Linked DNA regions of Homo sapiens: region 1 is linked to region 2. A link is an interaction called in ENCODE POLR2A ChIA-PET data of the cell type or tissue named here. Cell type or tissue: MCF 10A. All regions are shown on one strand. Links, peaks and the distances in the headings refer to the core of each region. The heading gives the core; the rest is flanking DNA. Region 1 overlaps RNLS (renalase, FAD dependent amine oxidase). Region 2 overlaps LOC101929727 (a long non-coding RNA gene).

Region 1 (8,343 bases), core at 170-8,169, 130 kb after region 2:
TGCAGAAGTGGGTGCAACTAACTCTAGGCCTAACTCTTGCCACCTTTAGAGCAATTCAATTTAAAAAGTATCGAAAAAATAAGAATGTCAGTCAATAAACCCTGCTTACATGTCATTGGTAGGTGATAAAATCACAATAACAGAATACACTGCTACAGAAGCTATGTTGATTGTTTGCACAAGGACAGCACCATTCCCCTCCCCTCTCCCACGCTAGCACACACATGTGCATACACAACATACCAACTACATAGAGATGGCCCATTTTAAGTACCATATTTCTAATGGTAGAGCAACTCTCCCGCCTTCCCCCAACCTCTTCCAAAATATAATGGGATGTAGTATAAAGTAAAGACTTTCTGAAATCACCTAATGACTTTGAATAGAAACCACATAAAGCAAATATAGATACTATTGTAATTATTGCCTCTGTTAAGGATGAGGTTAGTACATTTTTGTTCTGTGAGATAATTCTGTGTCAGCAAGATTTTCCTTTGGTACTTACTAATATTAGAATAAAAAAAGTTAATTAGTTAAGTTCATTCATTCATTCTTTGGATCAACAGATATTTACTGAGTAACTCCTATGTGCCAGGTCCCACTTTTGTGGCTATTGCAATTTTGGCAGAAAGCAGATATTGAACAAGTAAGTACACATGGGGTAAGTATCACAAGAGTGGGGAGGCTAGATCGGCTGGGGGAGAACACAGTGCCATGCAAGGTCTCTGAAAGAGCACAGCCACAAACCACAGACAGCATTTATTCATTCAAGAGTCAGTAAGAATTTTTGAAGAGGCCTACCTTAAGGTGGCACTTAAATACAGTCACCAGTGAGTTCTACAAATACTGAAGTGGCTTCCTAGCTAGATCTAAAGCTACCTATAGATGTAGTGACGGCTATCAAAGGGGATTATTTTCCTAAATCATATTTTACTATTATAATAGTAATAATAATGGCCAGCATTTATGGAGTGTTTTCTCTACGCAGGACACAATGCTTACACTTTGCATGTACATACTATAACCCTCAGAATAATCCTACAGTAGGTAAAATTGTATCCACATTTCATAGACGAGGGCCCTGCGGCTCGAGACAGAGACAAAGGAATTGGACCAAGATCATACATCTAGTAAGTGGCATATTCAGGATGTCACCGACCCCACCAGGAATTGAGCTGTTTAAAATGAAGGCCAGGGACAGGAAATGAATCTGCATACTTAGCCAAACACTTAGGAGTGTGAAATAACTCACTCCTAGTTTTCACAGTGTTTCGGAGATTCACTAATCTTCAGCAGAATCCAATCCAAGCGTGCAATTCTTTGCATTCAGCACATATGGTTGCTAAGAAAAAAGACAACGTTCTTGCAGAGAATGCTTCTATTTTATACCATCACTACTCCTGGTAATGACCTTTCCTAGTGTCTTTCCAAGGACTACATTAGAGCAAACCACCTTTTCCCCAGGTAAGCTGTCTACTTACTCACTGTAGTTGGAAAACAGAAAGTGGCCCAGAGCTGGTCACCAGGAGACACTGACTGCTATTCTGTCTCATGGTTTTGAAGCAACCTAGAGCTTTTAAGCTTCTGGGTTTCACCATGTTTTGCTGTCTATCCACTAACTCTCCTTATCATCAATTCTCCTGTGTCCTATGTGACTACAGAGGAAATTGGCCTTCACAGAGGCCTCAGAGGCACCGGGTTAAACTCTTCCTCCCCTCTCCTCTCCTCCTCCCCCCTTTATGATCAACATCATCATTGTTATTATTTACTAAGTACTTACTATGTGTTCAGCACTCTCTTAAGGTTTTATATGAACGTAAGCCTCACAACAATCTTATGAGGTAGCTATCAATAACTCATTTTGCCGATGACAAAGGAAGCTAAGTGAGATTGTTTAACTGCATCAAGGTCACACAATGAGGGGCAAACTTTAGATTAAAGCGCAGATCTAACTGCAGATGATGTGTTCTTAACTGCAAAGTTATAGGCTTGCCTTAAGGGATTTACAACGTGGCATAGGATCAAGGAACAATGGACCAGACGTGTGGATCAAAGATAAGATCATATTTACGTAAAGTGATAGGTTTAAGATTTAGAGGTTCTCCTTGGACCCCTGAGTGTCTACAGACAGATGTGTGGGGGGAGGGGTTGAACCTAAAACAGGGGTCAGTAAACATTTTCTTAAAGGACTACATAGTAACTATTTTAGATTTTGCAGGCCATATGGTCTCTGTCAAAAACACTTATCTCTACTGCTGTAGTGCAAAACAGTCACAGGTAATACACAAATGAATGGGTGAGGCTGTGTTCCAATAAAACTTTATTTACAAAAACAAGCAGCTGGTCAGCAGGCATTAAATGGTATGCAAATTCTATGTGCTCATATGCATAGTTGTCTTTGTTGTTGTTATTAGGAGATCCATAGCTTTCTATAGCTTCTTAAACAGGTTCAAAATCCAAGATGGTTAAGAACTGGTCTAAATGGTTTCCAAACCTCTCTAAGCTTAGATATTCCACAGGGTTCCATAATTCAACCAGCCTTTTACATTAACAACCCCTTAGAGATTCCTTCTCCTTAGCAGGCTCTTTTGTGGGATTCTGCTGTGAACTGTTGAGTGGACAATAATTACTGTCTATTGAGAAGGAAACGTGAGTCATACTACCATTCTACCTTCCTTGGTTTACCTGGTCAGATGATACTGGCTAAAACACAAATATATTCCAGACTGAAATACAGCAGTTTGGTCCTGCACCAGATCATCTGATGTTTGCTGAGACTTTTTTCTCCTGCCACAGACCTCTTTCTCTGTTCTGCTGAGCTTTCTGCACAGTAAGAACTTATTTGTGCTGAGCACACTAATATGCAGTTTGGATTCTGAAGTCAGCCAGGTCAACCCAGGTATGGTGTGGAGGGGAGGGATATTGCTGGATGTATTTGACTGAGGCGTCTCTGTATTTGTTCAGGGATCCTTTCTCCCCAAAGGAAACATTTCTCTTAGGACTCCCTAGCTTCACGAATTAGAGCATCTTATTCACTGCCTGTGACCTTGTCAACATGTACCTCTACTCTGTCTCCCACTCCAGGGGTCTTGTCTTCTCCTAAGTAGAATCTCTGGGTGGGGATTGCTGATTATATTCCATTGTGTACACTACGCAGCCTGGTCCCAGGCTTTGCACACGTGTGACAGGAAGAGTAAAGAATTGGTGTAAAGAAACCATACAAGTCATGTTTTAGTTTATTAGCACTGAGATCCCTGAAAGCTATGGCCAGTTTTAAATTCTTGCATCACTTTCGAAAATCAACATAAGGGTTGTCCAATCAACTTGAATAACAAACAGGATCATCCCTCTGGGATGGCTTCCAGCTTTACATTTTAAGAACAGCCACAACAAAACCCTGATATATTAAAACCTGGAAGTACAAATACTATGAATCATAAGGTGATTGCATTCATATTCCCGGTTTTTCTGAGAATGTAGAATTAGGCATAGGAGAAGAGGCAGGAAAAAAAATAGAAGGGGAGGAAGAAATGGCAGAAACTGGAAGAAAAGAAGAGAGCAAAACAAGGGGAACAAAGAAACAAAGAGGAATCAGATGGAAAGGATGAACGCACGGTGAGTCTGTACTGTAACCAGCTACAGCTGGGTTGAAATTCAGTGTCATTAGCATGCAGCTATTTCTCACAGCAAGTACCCCCCAAAGAAGGAAATAAACCAGCAAATGAAAGTAACAGGAGTATGAATCACTTAGCCAGTACTTACAGAGACTTTATCCCATATTAGACTCCTGTATATATCACATCAGGATTAGTGTTAACTCTCTGAAATGAAACATCAATAAGAAGACCACATGATGCGGACTGTACCCCCAACTAATATTTCAGTTCAGTTTTAATTAGCATGTTCATCTGGCAGCAGCATGGTGCCTGTAAATAGAAACGGGTCATGAGGGGCTTGGGCTCTTGTCCTGGAATAACATTACGTGACCCTGGTTGGCCAAGATCTGTGCCTTGGTTTCCTCACTTGTTAAATGTAAATAAGAATTCTCTGCTCTGCTTATTTCACAGAGGTGTTAGGAGGATGAAAAGTGAAAATACACACACACACACACACACACACACACACACACACACACACACACACGCTTGGATGAGTATAAAATGCCAGAAAAATGTAAAATTGACCCTGTTCTCTTCAGTTAACAAGGTAGTGGGTAGGCGGGGGGTGGGGACCATGGCATTTTGCACAGAAGGCTTGATGACTCAACGAAGTGTCTTCCTCCCCGCCCTCCCCCCAGTAATATCTGGTCTGGGATTACTGCTGCTTTCTTGATGTTTTTAGACATACTCTTCTCCTTCAGAAATGCCAAAGGTGAAAAATACTATTTCACTGCTATAATTTGTCACCCTTGCTGCCTGAGCAAGACGTGCATAGACAGTTTAGTAATTAAGCTTTTCAACACTGCATCATAAAGTTTTATTCTGGCAAAGGCTATATTTATCAGCTAACAAGTATTAAATCACCCCACTGCTCAAGCCGTTTCTCACTTGAATACGCTCCTTTCAAAACAGAACAGCTTTCCTTGGCTGGCTTGATTAATAAAAGTTCTTGTTTGGAAATACTGTGATGATGTGTGGCCCCGTGGGGCTAACATACATACACCTTGGCCACTGTTCTACCTGGTGCTGACTCCCATCTCCCAGGGGAGTTTGATATCTTAGCCTTGTGTCTCTCAGAGCATCCTGGCCAGCTGAATTTTATGGCCGTCTGGGATGGCTTCCAGGAGGAGATATTTCTACCATTTCATTTCTAATGGGGAAGAATTGAAAGAAAATCTAAATGTAAAATAAGTTTTCAAAATAATTAAAATAGCAAAGTAACAATGATCTACATATCAAGTAGGGTTTTTCCTCATATTGCCATAGTCTTATAAAAACAGATGCAGAGTTAGAAAGAATAGATATTAAAAGTCATTAGTAATGGCTTAGAGGAGTACGGTCTCCAAGCAACCCATCCCAGCTTTACAAATTCCCTCCCCCTCCTTTGGAGGACATAAATTCATAAAACAAATATAGCATTGTTTTTAAAGGTTCAGGGTGCTTTCAGTCAAATGGCTCCTGAATTATATTTGTTAAAAACAAAATAGTTAATTTGAATGACCTTTCTACCATATTTTAAGGGTAAATATGGTAGAATATGGATAAAGAAAATGTGGTACATACATAGCATGGAATATGATGCACCCATAAAAAAGAATGAGATCATGTCCTTGGCAGGAACATGGATGGAGCTGGAGGCCATTATCTTTAACAAACTAATGAGGGAACAGAAAACCAAATACCACAGGTTCTCACTAACAAGAGGGAGCTAAATGATAAGAACATATGGACACATACAGGGGACAACAGAAAGTGGGGCCTACCTGAGAGTAGAGGGTGGGAGGGAGGAGAGGATCAGGAAAAATAACTAATGGGTACTAGGCTTAACTCCTGGGTGACAAAATAATCCGTACAACAAATCTCTGTCACACAAGTTTACCTATATAACAAACCTGTATATGTATCCCTACATTTAAAATTTAAAAAATATAAATAAAGACAAATGTTAGTCAAATATGGGCGAAAATAACAAAAAATCACTATTTTTCATCATTTTATAGAGACTACAAATTTCCTTCTTCCTCCCTCTGCTTTCAAAATAAGTGACATTAACCACATGTTGGCATTTAAGTTTTTCACCAATTTATTGCTAAGAGGAAACATATAATAATATGCTATAGGGTCATAAAACCCACTTTGCAGCTATAGAAGCAAGTTCTGCCTGTGCCTGTGTATGTGTATGTATGACAGTGGACATGTAAGTGTGAAACTTTAAACACTATTACAGTAAGAAGTCTTTTGTTGAACTTTTGTTAGTTTGAGAGGCTGCAATGATTTTTCTCCTTTCAAAATGCTGAAATAGAACTCATCATTTTGCTTTTCAAATTAGCAACAGGTAGCTGGTTTGGAAGGCTGGAGATTGATTTCTCTCCAGCTAGCAAGTCGTGGGGTCAGGTCACTGAAGCATGTGGGTGATATGCTGAACCACCAACTTGGCAAATATTGAACTATTTTAAGTGCATCTATTTTCTGGTTCAGTAAATTTTTTGTTGTGTTAAATTCATTAAACTCGACACAGTCTAAATGCCACAGCACATACTGGAGAACCCATAAAGTAACAGCAACAGCTATAAAATATAGCAAAAGGTAAGGATCGATATACTTTCTCTCTGTTTCTATTTAATTTTTATCTTTCATATTAGGACTGGAATTTGTTTGAAAGTTAAAAAGTACTGTGTGGCTGGGAAAATCATGTGGAATCTTATACTTTCTGAAAATCTGAAGGAAGGTCTCTTTATCAGTCAAGTTGCCCTCCACACTAAGATGATGACATATATGACCTACAATTCAGGATCACTTAATAACTTGGGGGATAAATGAGAAATAAGAATTACACTCTGTTACCTACATTTTGGAAAAATCTTGTTTTGTATAATTTGCAAAAATATTGATTCAAGGACACATCCGAAGACTTAAGATGGGGCTTTGATAATGTGATTATTCTTTATTCAGAATTGAAATTTTCATAAGGATAATCAAGTTTTTGGCACACAAACTGTTATTGTGATTTAATGTAATTTTTTTGAGAGAGTCGTTTGTTATTTTTTAAGTACCACTTTTCCTCCAACAAGGAGTAGTCATAGCAATTCAGAAAAGTAGGGAAGGTGCAAGGTGTGAGGAATTTCCATTCTAGCATGGGTTGTAACTATCAAAATTACAAAATTGATTTTATACTCCACATGAAAAATGATAATAAGTGAAGAACAATTTTCCAGTAATTTTTCTTAGCAAAATAGAAAACAAAATAATCAATAACAGAAAATTGTGAAAATAAAAACCCAATACACATGTAGAGAATAAGGATATAGGCACTAAATATAATTCTTTAAAGCTTCCAGAACACATAGGGCAGAAGTGATGCAGCCATCAAAGTTGGACTGAGTAAATCCATCCCCTCCACATGCAAGGAAAGGTTTGTGATGCAGAGTCATTTGGCCAGGACAGTTGGCAGCAGCATTTGTAACCTGAAAAAGTAAAAAGAGGATTGCAATTGACATTCTGTGCTCTATTGTGCTGTCATGGCAACACCCACCTGGAAAAGGTTAGTCTACCTGGAGAAATCAAGATTTCTCACAAGAAGCACCAAACAAACAAAAAAAATGCACACACAAGAAACAAAAAACAAACCAAGACTCACTAAACGCCCCTCAACCCCAGTTCAAGTGTTTATATTTATATTCTTAAATGTTTAAATTTTCAGTTATTAGATAAGGTAATCAGAAGTGGGCTGAACTTCAAAATTAGTAGGGGCTATAGTCTGAAGGTTTATCCCCCTGAAATTCATATGTTGAAGTCCTAACCCCCGAGGTGATGATATTAGAAGGTGGGGCATTTTGGGAGGTGATTAGATCATGGGCAAACTCCTCATGAATGGAATCAGCTCCTTATAAAACAGGCCCAAGGAAGCTTGTTGGTCCTTTCCACCATGTGAGGACACAGCCAGAGGTGCCATCTATGAGAATGAGGGCTCTCACCAGACACTGGATCTGCCAGTGCCTTGATCTTGCTCTTCCCAGACCCCAGAACTGCCAGAAAGAAATTTCTGTTTATCAGCCACCCACTCTATGGTATTTTGCTATAGCAGCCCAAATTGACCAATACATCCTTCTTCAGTTTCTCTCCACTACTCCTCATCCCATGGTTCCTTCTTCCTCACATATTTCCTGAGCGCTGTTCTGGCCCAGGCTCCATGCTGAACATTGGAGCAGGAGAATTTTAAAATTTCACAACCTTGTCCTTAAGGAAATTTCAGTCCTGAGAGTAGACTGACCCCAAAGCAGTCTTTTTAAACAGCTTTTTATTTTCATATCTGAAAGTATGAAAAAAGACACAGAGATTGTTTTTCTGGAGAAAATATTCTCAAAATTTGGATGGATGATGGCTAATAAGCATTTGCAGTAAGGAGAATGAGTGGGAGGTGAATGTAGTTATGTTGGACACTGAGATGATTTGGCCACTGAAACACCAAAAACCCTCTAAAAAACCAGAATATGAAAACTTGTTGTAATGGCCATCTCACTTGGGACTGCTTCACTGTACAACTTCAGGGGGCTCCATTCACCTGGATGACAATATGACAGTTCTAGTCTCTCTTATACAGTGTTTTCATGGATAGTAATAGAGTAAGGCCCATGAGGATTTACTCATTTAAAAATCAGGAAAAAAAAATCAAGAAATGTAATAA
Region 2 (8,343 bases), core at 293-8,292:
GGAACAGCTAATATTCTCACCTAGGCCATGCTGTATCATGACATAAATAATTGTAATAACATTGATAATGACTTATTTATTGAGCAATTATTATTATAAGCCAGATCCTGTGGTAGACAGATTACATTCTTTTCATCTTTAAAACAACCCTGTAAGTCAGGCATTGTTATTATTATCTTTATTTTAGAGATGGGAAAACAGAAGCTCAAGTCATATCCATCACTTTGTCTGTCTGACTCCAAAAGTCATCCTCTTGCCACTATGCCATATTGCCCCTCATAAAAAGTTTTAACAGGCTCTGAGCACCACTGTGATACAGGTTTCTTTACCTAGCAGATTTCATTGAATCCTCACCACAACAAATGAGGTAGAGTATTATTATTGTCCCCATTCTACAGTTGACAAAACTGAGGCACAGAGGGCCTAGGCAATGGGCTCTGTCTGATCCCAAGTGTGGCTGTTTTTCCTACACAATGTTAGAGTTTACAATACTTCTTTTTGTGATAGTGTAGAAACAGTGGGGCAAGAACTTAGGCATAATGTGTCCTATATTCCTCCCTAGCAGGTGACATTTTTATTTGTAGAAAGAAGTTAAGGAATAGCAATATTGAGTTCCAGTGGGAGCCTTTCTGCAAGGCAGAGGAGGGCCTAAAGCTAATCTCAGTGGACTTTGTGAAGGATACTAGCCCTCCGACTTTTGATTTGTCTTTCTGTTTTAGAGAAATGAATGAGTTATGAATCTTACTCCCCAAGTAGCTGCACAGAGTTCAAACCTAGACTTTTGTGCAGCAGGAAGGCAAGCACCGGACCTATGTCCAACCAATCACAAGCTCCCAGGGAGCCATCCCTTTGGAAGAGAGGGAGCGTGGGAACAAACAGGCCTGATGTCTGTCTTTTATTTTTACTATAATGGAGTCTGGTGTTCTGTGGAAGCAGCAGCAGAAGTGGCATAGAGCTGATGGAAGGAGGGGTGGCAGGCCCTGCTATAGAGATTTAAGGCAGACCTTGCCATTGACTGCTTGGCAGTGGTGAGGATTTTCTTATCCTGGTCTTGGACACTGCTACTGGAAGCCTAACGTTGATCTATGAATCACCTAAAATCTGTGAGCTATCTATACCTCTTGATTAAAATAGCCAGAGGTTTCTGTTTCTTGCAAATAAAACCCATGCCTGATTCAGTAGTCATGCAGTTCAGTCAATAGGAAGTCTCATCCACCTCCAGAGACTCTGGCCTCCAAGTGTGCACTGATCAGGGCATTGGATCAGTCTTCTCCACTGTCCTGGGCACCATAATAAGAAAATCCAAGTTCTCTATTCCCCAGAGTGCTCCTGGCATCCCTGGTGTACTGGCTTCTGAGAGCCAATAGTTAAATTTTTAGGAATTTTATGAGTCCATTGATATTTCTGGTACAGCAGTTCCCTCATCTCCATGATTTCACTTTCCTTGGTTTCAGTTACCTGGGGTTCAAAAATACAAAATGAAAAATTCTAGAAATAAACAATTCATAAGTTTAAAATTGCCTGCTGTTCCACGTAGCATGATGAAATCTGTGCCAGCCTTCTCCACCCAGACTTTGATGTGAGTCATCCCTTTGTCCAGTGTATCTGCATTGTAGATGCTCCTTGTCCATTAGTCACTTAGTGGCCTTTGCGGTTATCAAATCAAAAAGACACAGTAGAATCATGGGCCACATAACGAAGTTTCAGTCAACAATGGAACACATATAGGACAGTGGTCCCATAAGGTTATAATACTGTATTTTTACTGTATCTTTTCTATGTTTAGATACACAAACACTGTATCTTTTCTATGTTTAGATACACAAACACTTACCATTGTGTTACAGTTGCCTGCAGTATTCAGTACAGTAAAATACTATACAGATTTGTAGCCTAGGAACAATATTCTGTACCATAGAGCCCAGGTGTGTAGTAGGCTCTGCCATCTAGGTTTGTGTAAGTACACTCTATGATGTTTGCACAATGACAAAATCACCAAAAATTTATTTCTCGGAACTTATCCCTGTCCAGAAGCAACATATGACCGTATACATAGGGTTTGGTACTATCTGCAGATTCAGACATCCACTAGAGGTCTTGGATTGTATCCCCTTTGGATAAGGGGGGACTAATGAAGCTTAAAATCAGCTATGGTTGGAGTATTCACATCCTAGAAATGGGCAAATTCTACACATCAGGCCTCCCACACCTCCCAGTCCATTGTTAATTTACCAGCACATTACTGTCCTGATATCTTATAATTTTGAGCTTTTTGCTACAGACTTTTAATGAAATGTTCTGCTAAGCCTCATTCAATATTGATAACATTTGCTAAGATTTTTACTATGAATTAATCTCAAATAAAAAAATATAATTTGTAAGAACCTTGCTAGTGTTATTTGCTAATCCCTTCAACTGTTGAGACCCCTTCAACTGTTCTCCTATCTGATCCAGAAGAAATGTCACTTTCTCTGGGCCTTAACTGACCCCTCCATCCAGAATCAATTACTCCATCTTCTGAGCCATCCCCAGTACTAGGTGCATCAATGCACTTGCCTCATTATTGTTCTTAGAAAAACATTTACAGAATGCTTATACACATTAGGCTCTATTCTAGTGCTTTAGATATAGTAAGCAATTACTGAAACCTCATAACCATCCAATGAGGTAGGTACATTTGTATGTTGCTGAATTGGGCCATAGTTCCTCAGTTTCTATTTAGAAAATAAGGTCTCAGTTTCAGCTGATTTTAGTGCTAAAGTTTTAGAGCTGGGGCTGTGATTTAGGGAGGAGTGGGGACAACAAAGAACAGAGAGGGAAAGCCATTTGATAACAAAGAGATCCTCACTTCAAGGATAACCAGTTCCTCTCTACTACAGGAGATATCTTCTGGAACATTAAGGTGTGAAGAGGGGAGACTAAGATAAGACTTAAAAAGAGTAGGCTGCACTCATTAGGAATACTGTATTTGCTGGGCTGTATCAGCAGCAGAGGCTTCTGAAGAAATGGGCTCTCTCAGTTCGGGCCTTTGAACCCTACTCATCATCCATAATCCTACTCAAATGTCACTGTCTCTGGGAAGCCTTCTCTTTCTCCCTAGGCCTCACCTACTTAGCAGATTATCAAGGGCATTGTAGAATCCATCAAAGCATCTGAGGCTATTGTTGATACAGCCAGAACTCAGTCATCACTTGCTGAACACTTGAGTTTAGGCCAAGAATGAGAGAGATCTTGGAGAATCTTCCTGGGGTGGTTCTTCAAAGAAACTGCAATCTTTGCCTGCATAATCACCTCACTTCTCCACCTGGTTATGGCCATGGGAACATGACCACCATGTGCTACTAGAAAAACTTGCATCCATCTCCTATCACATCTTTTTTTCCGCAGAAGATTACTGAGATTGTGAAGTATGAAATCATGCTTCACCCACCACCACTCCAGTGATGGATGTGCCAGCGTATGTGTGTGTGTGTGTGTGTGTGTACTGCTGAACTGTCCTAGTGAAGTCCCATCTCACCAGACACCTCTCTGTGTATCATGTGACAGTTTCTTCGTTTAGAATACGGGGCCAGAGCAATGTTTGCCATCCAGGAAGCTGTGGAGAAGAGCCACAACGTGCCAAACCCAAGTGAGCATGCTAAGGAACAAGCAGTGATAACGTTATCCCAGGAGCAAAGTTCTGGTCAATTTAGTCTATAATTAGGTCAAGTTCTCTCCCACTTCCACCTCTGGTGTGTCTCTAGGAAATAATTTGCCTACCATGGTTATGTTGGGGCAGTCTCTGTTCTTCTGGACAGCCTTGGGGTGTAGCCTATGAAATAGGCCAGGATGAGCAGTCTGTATGAGCTCTTGGCTCATTGTTTAGGCTCAGTAATAGCAACCACATGGCACTGCAGAGGCCTTGCCATGCCTGGAGGGCTTGGGCCCTGCTCTTATCCAACAAGATCTGACTACAGCCAGACTGAAAGTGACATGGCCTGCTTAGTAACCTTCAATATCCTCTTACGGGATTCTCTGACTCAGAACTCACAGACAGGATGTGATCTCAGCTCCTCACATACCTTCCAGGCACATGGGCATGGTTGCATGTTTCCTCCAGTTTTAATTGGGGTGAGAAAAAATACTAAACATGTGTGTGTAGGAGACCAAGAGGAATTTCTTAGGGAGGATCTTGAAGATCCTTGGGGAGCTCCAGAGGACAGAGCTTTTGCTTCCTGACTTTTTGCTCTATTGTCTAGATCCCAGTAATTTATCCAGAGGTAACTATGGGCTTCTGGCTGGTCTCCCTGCCTTGAGTCTCTTAACCCCTCATTATCTGCCCAGAAATGTTAGAGACACCACCCTCAAGCACTGTTTCTTTCTGTCAAACCAAGTCTTCCCTCCCACATCCATTCTGGTCAGCAAAGTTATCTATTAACTTACCTGTATTCCATCTTCCCTACCTCTTACCATTCCTTCCTTTTGCTTCTCTATGGCCCGTTGGTCAGTCCCCTTGTAGTTCACCTCCTATAGCTCACCAGTTCTTCCAACTCAAAGTGGAATTTAATCCTTACTGGGAAGGCTTGCTTGTTCCACAGAGACCTTCCTAAAAATACTACCATCAGCACCAGCATCACTACCATCATCGATTTAGCACATCCTTCATGCCGGGCATTGTGTGAAGGACCTTACATGAATTATTCCATTTAATCCTCGTAGTAATCTTATAAAATAGTTACTATTATTATTTCCACTTTATGAAGGAGAAAACAGAGGATCAAAGAGATTAAGCCAGTGGTCAAAGACCTCAAGCGTATTAATTTCTAGCTCAAAGGTTTGAGTTTAGAATTGTGTGACATCAAAATGGACTCTTAACTGTGATGATATAAAGTTTCCCTATCCAAACCCATGTGCTTATTTTCTTTCCTTGAATTCCTTCAGTGTATATGTTTAGGATGCCATCTTTGGGCATTTGAATTGTTGGAGACTGGGAGGAATTTTTTAAGATTAGATGGTCTAACACTTTTTTTTAGTAGTTGATAAAACTAGCCTAGGCAACATACCAAGACCCTGTCTCTACAAAAAATAGAAAAATTAGCCAGGCATGGTGACACACACCTGTCCTTCCAGCTACTTGGGAGGCTGAGGCAGGAAGATTGCTTGAGCCTGGGAGGTTGAGACTGCAGTGAGCCATAATCGCGACATTGCACTCCAGCATGGGCAACAGAGCGAGATGCTGTCTCAAACAAACAAAAACAAACAACAAAAAAGACAAAGAAGAAACTGAAAATTAGAAGGACAAAGAGACGTATCTAGGATCCTGAAGTGGATTAATGGATTCTTGACTCAGGCACAATGCAGTGCTTGTTGTAGTATAGGATATATCATCCCTTTTGGGACTTGAAAATTTACTCTTCACATATTTTTAAATTCTATATCTTGCCCTCTCAATTACAGTATTAGTTATTTAAGGATAGAGAGTATGTTTTCTACTTAAAAATGTTTCCAATATTATGTAAAAAGTAGAAACTAAGTGTTAAAGGCAAGCAAGCAAGCTAGTTGGCAGAGAGGGAGTGCAAATGTTTACATGGTGGAGATGCTGGTAGTCCCTGGCACATAGTAATCTTTCAGTAAGTACTTTTCAAGTGAACGAATGGATGAATGAAATGGTGTTAGGAAGACTAGAGTTGAATTTGAACTGGGGGGCGGGTATTTCCAAGAATACAGATGAAGTTTTGCAACAAAGGAAGTAGATCCAGCTTTGGATGCTGCTGACAAACTAGTCTTTAAAGAAAATTACAGCACGTGTGTATAAAGAGGTGAGTCACTGGAGAAGAGTTATTGAACCTGACAGACATTGTGAAGAGAACAGCAATGGTCTCTGACTGTTCAGCAAGAACGCTGAACATCTGCTCAGCATCATCAAGACCGTCTTCTGCCTACTAACTGGTGGGATGTGCCTCTGTGCCAAACGATGGCCTCTCATGTTGGGCATCATTCATCTAAGGGCTCTGAAAGCTGTGATTATTGCAGTGGGTGAAGAGACAGGTGTTTCAGGCATGCTAGTGTAAAATATTATCTAGATCAGTGCTTTTCAAGCTTTAATGAGCATATGAATCATTTGGGCATCTTGTTAAAAGGCTGCTTCTACTGTAATAGGTCTTGGGTGGAGCCTAAGATTTTCTATTTCTCACACACTACAAGGTGTGATGAGAATGATGCTGATGCTGCTGTTCTGAGCAACCATACTTTGAGTAATAAGGTTCTAGCTGATCTATGGAAAAGTACTAGGGAATGTGACAATTAGAAGTAGTTCTATGTTGTCCTTTCAGCTTTGTCCTCTGATCAGGAATCTCCACTCTGTGGGCCAACTCTCCAACAACAGGCTGGCAATCCAATTGGTTGGTTATGCTGCTTCTATAGGGACTGATTGGATTTGGGGGTCATGAAGTTATTAAGGGAAAAAAATCAAGGAAGCATTAAAACTCATACTTCCTAGAGTGTTACACCTAAAGATCTGCACAAGGACTCATTTGCTTATGAATCACTTAGAAATTCATGTTTACTCCTAGGGCCCAGCACAGAGTAGGCCATCCAAAAATGCCAAATGAATGAAGAAAGGATAAAGAAGGAGGCTTCAATCAAAGCAGCTAGAGTCATACCACATCTCACTATTAATTTCACTTACAAGATGAAGAACTAAGCCAAAAAATCACCTATGTAAACAAAAATAGATGTCTCAAAGGCCATACATTAACTCTTAGGCATATTACTTCTGGAGAAGTTCTAAGTCAACTCAGAGCCTATTTGGGCTTTTATATTTTTAAATAAAAGAGTGAAATAGTTTATTATCATATAAACAGAGTGATGTGATTTCTCACCTTTTGTAAGATTTTATAGTTTGCAATGCACTTTAAAATAGCTTTATTGAGATATAATTCATATATCATAAAATTCACCCTTTTAAAGTGTTATTTGTACCTATTTTACAACCTATTTTATAAAGCTTGGCTGTCTATAGTAGAAGGGAAGAGGCAAGTTAGAGGGGTTTGGAGAGAACAAGAGATAGATATAGGCAGGCAAGGGCAAAAGAATAAAAGACAAGACAAAAAATATTAAATGAAGCACAGAGAAGTACTAAGAAAGCTCAGGCAGTAATCTGGAAATATTTAGTTTAGTGGAAACCTCTTTCCAACATGCTTCAAAATATCCCAAGAAGATGAGTGTATACAACCCAGTATAATAATGGATGTTCATGATGGTGCCCTTCTAGCTAATTCTAGTTGTTACATTCCCTAGTACTTTTCCATAGATCATCTAGAACCTTGTTACTCAAAATATGGTTGCTCAGAACAGCAGCATCAGCATCATTCATGATGGTCAGTTGTCAAGGAAAGGATAAGTTATACTCCACCTACTCGGCTTAAAAAGCCAAGGAAGTCTGTGACCCATTAAGACATTTTCATTACAAAGGTAATGGTGATATTTTGTCAAGTGTTGGGTGCTTTAAAAAGTAAGTCCTCAACTCTCTCCACAATGAGTCAGTTCATGGGGATTCCAGAAAGTTGATGTTTTATGGTATGGGCTGAGATATGTGACCAGAGGTCAGCCACATGCACACAGCTCTGCTGACTCAAGGGTGGAGGTCCTCACCAAGCACTGCCATGTGCATGAGTGAGGGCATCTGGGCTTTCAAGGCACATCTTTCTCCCAGGGACAACACCCTTCCTTCTTTTTTTGGACCCTGCTGTCTCCTGAGATCCTCCTGAGCATAATTTAACCCTTGCTGGGTGAGAATCAGAATGGTCCAGCAAGCGCTGGATTTTCTGTCAGAGTTTCCTTCGGTTTAAAAATCTGAAACTTGTTTGTCCCTCTGACTCTTCCCAGCTGCAACGAGGTACAAACACAAGGAGATGCAACTCAGAATGCCACTGTGCAGAGCTCTCTTAGTTTTGATTACACAACACATTTTCTAGTTTCTCTGAGGGTCTATGCCCTGGCCATATTAGGCAAGTCACTTTCTGAGCTTTAGTTTTCTAAGTTTCCTCATCTGTGACATGGAGTTGCAGCATCTGCTCTGGGCACCTCACAGGGTTAGTGTGAGGTCTATTAAAATTTTTAAAAGATAAATAAAATGTAGAGAGTGCTTACTATTTCTTCAGGCACCATGTGAAAGGCTTTGCATCTATTTCATTATAATACTTGGAAGTCAGTATTTTTATTATCCTCATTTCACAGATGAGAAAACTTCAGCTCATAGAGGTGACTGGTCCAGGATCACCATGGCTAAGAATTGGTAAAGACTGAGTTTAAATACAAGCCCTTCCATTTTAGAAATTAAATGAGATAATGCTTATAAAAGTG

What was found. ChIA-PET counts read pairs that join two places held together with the same protein. Peaks named below come from ENCODE experiments on the same cell type or tissue, not always from the same donor. Only the 100,000 strongest peaks of a DNase experiment are listed, where the experiment ranks them.
Region 1: POLR2A ChIA-PET joins it to region 2 with 10 read pairs; 2 of 35 experiments call an interaction of 5 or more read pairs at or near these places.

The regions. Positions count from the first base shown.
Region 1 is chr10:88,278,384-88,286,726 of GRCh38, forward strand. RNLS (renalase, FAD dependent amine oxidase) reads right to left here. Exons shown (of 7, transcript NM_001031709.3): 7 at 5,719-7,123. The coding sequence ends at 6,971. The region is part of intron 1 of LOC101929727 (a long non-coding RNA gene); the gene reads left to right. Among named protein-coding and RNA genes, the nearest start is that of RNLS, 300 kb to the right of the region's middle. In MCF 10A, for the core only: no CTCF peak of the experiment used is centred there; DNase peaks (open chromatin) are centred at 3,358 and 4,268.
Region 2 is chr10:88,148,967-88,157,309 of GRCh38, forward strand. The region is part of intron 1 of LOC101929727 (a long non-coding RNA gene); the gene reads left to right. Among named protein-coding and RNA genes, the nearest start is that of PTEN, 290 kb to the left of the region's middle. RefSeq lists an enhancer at 3,678-3,817. In MCF 10A, for the core only: no CTCF peak of the experiment used is centred there; DNase peaks (open chromatin) are centred at 1,605 and 3,985.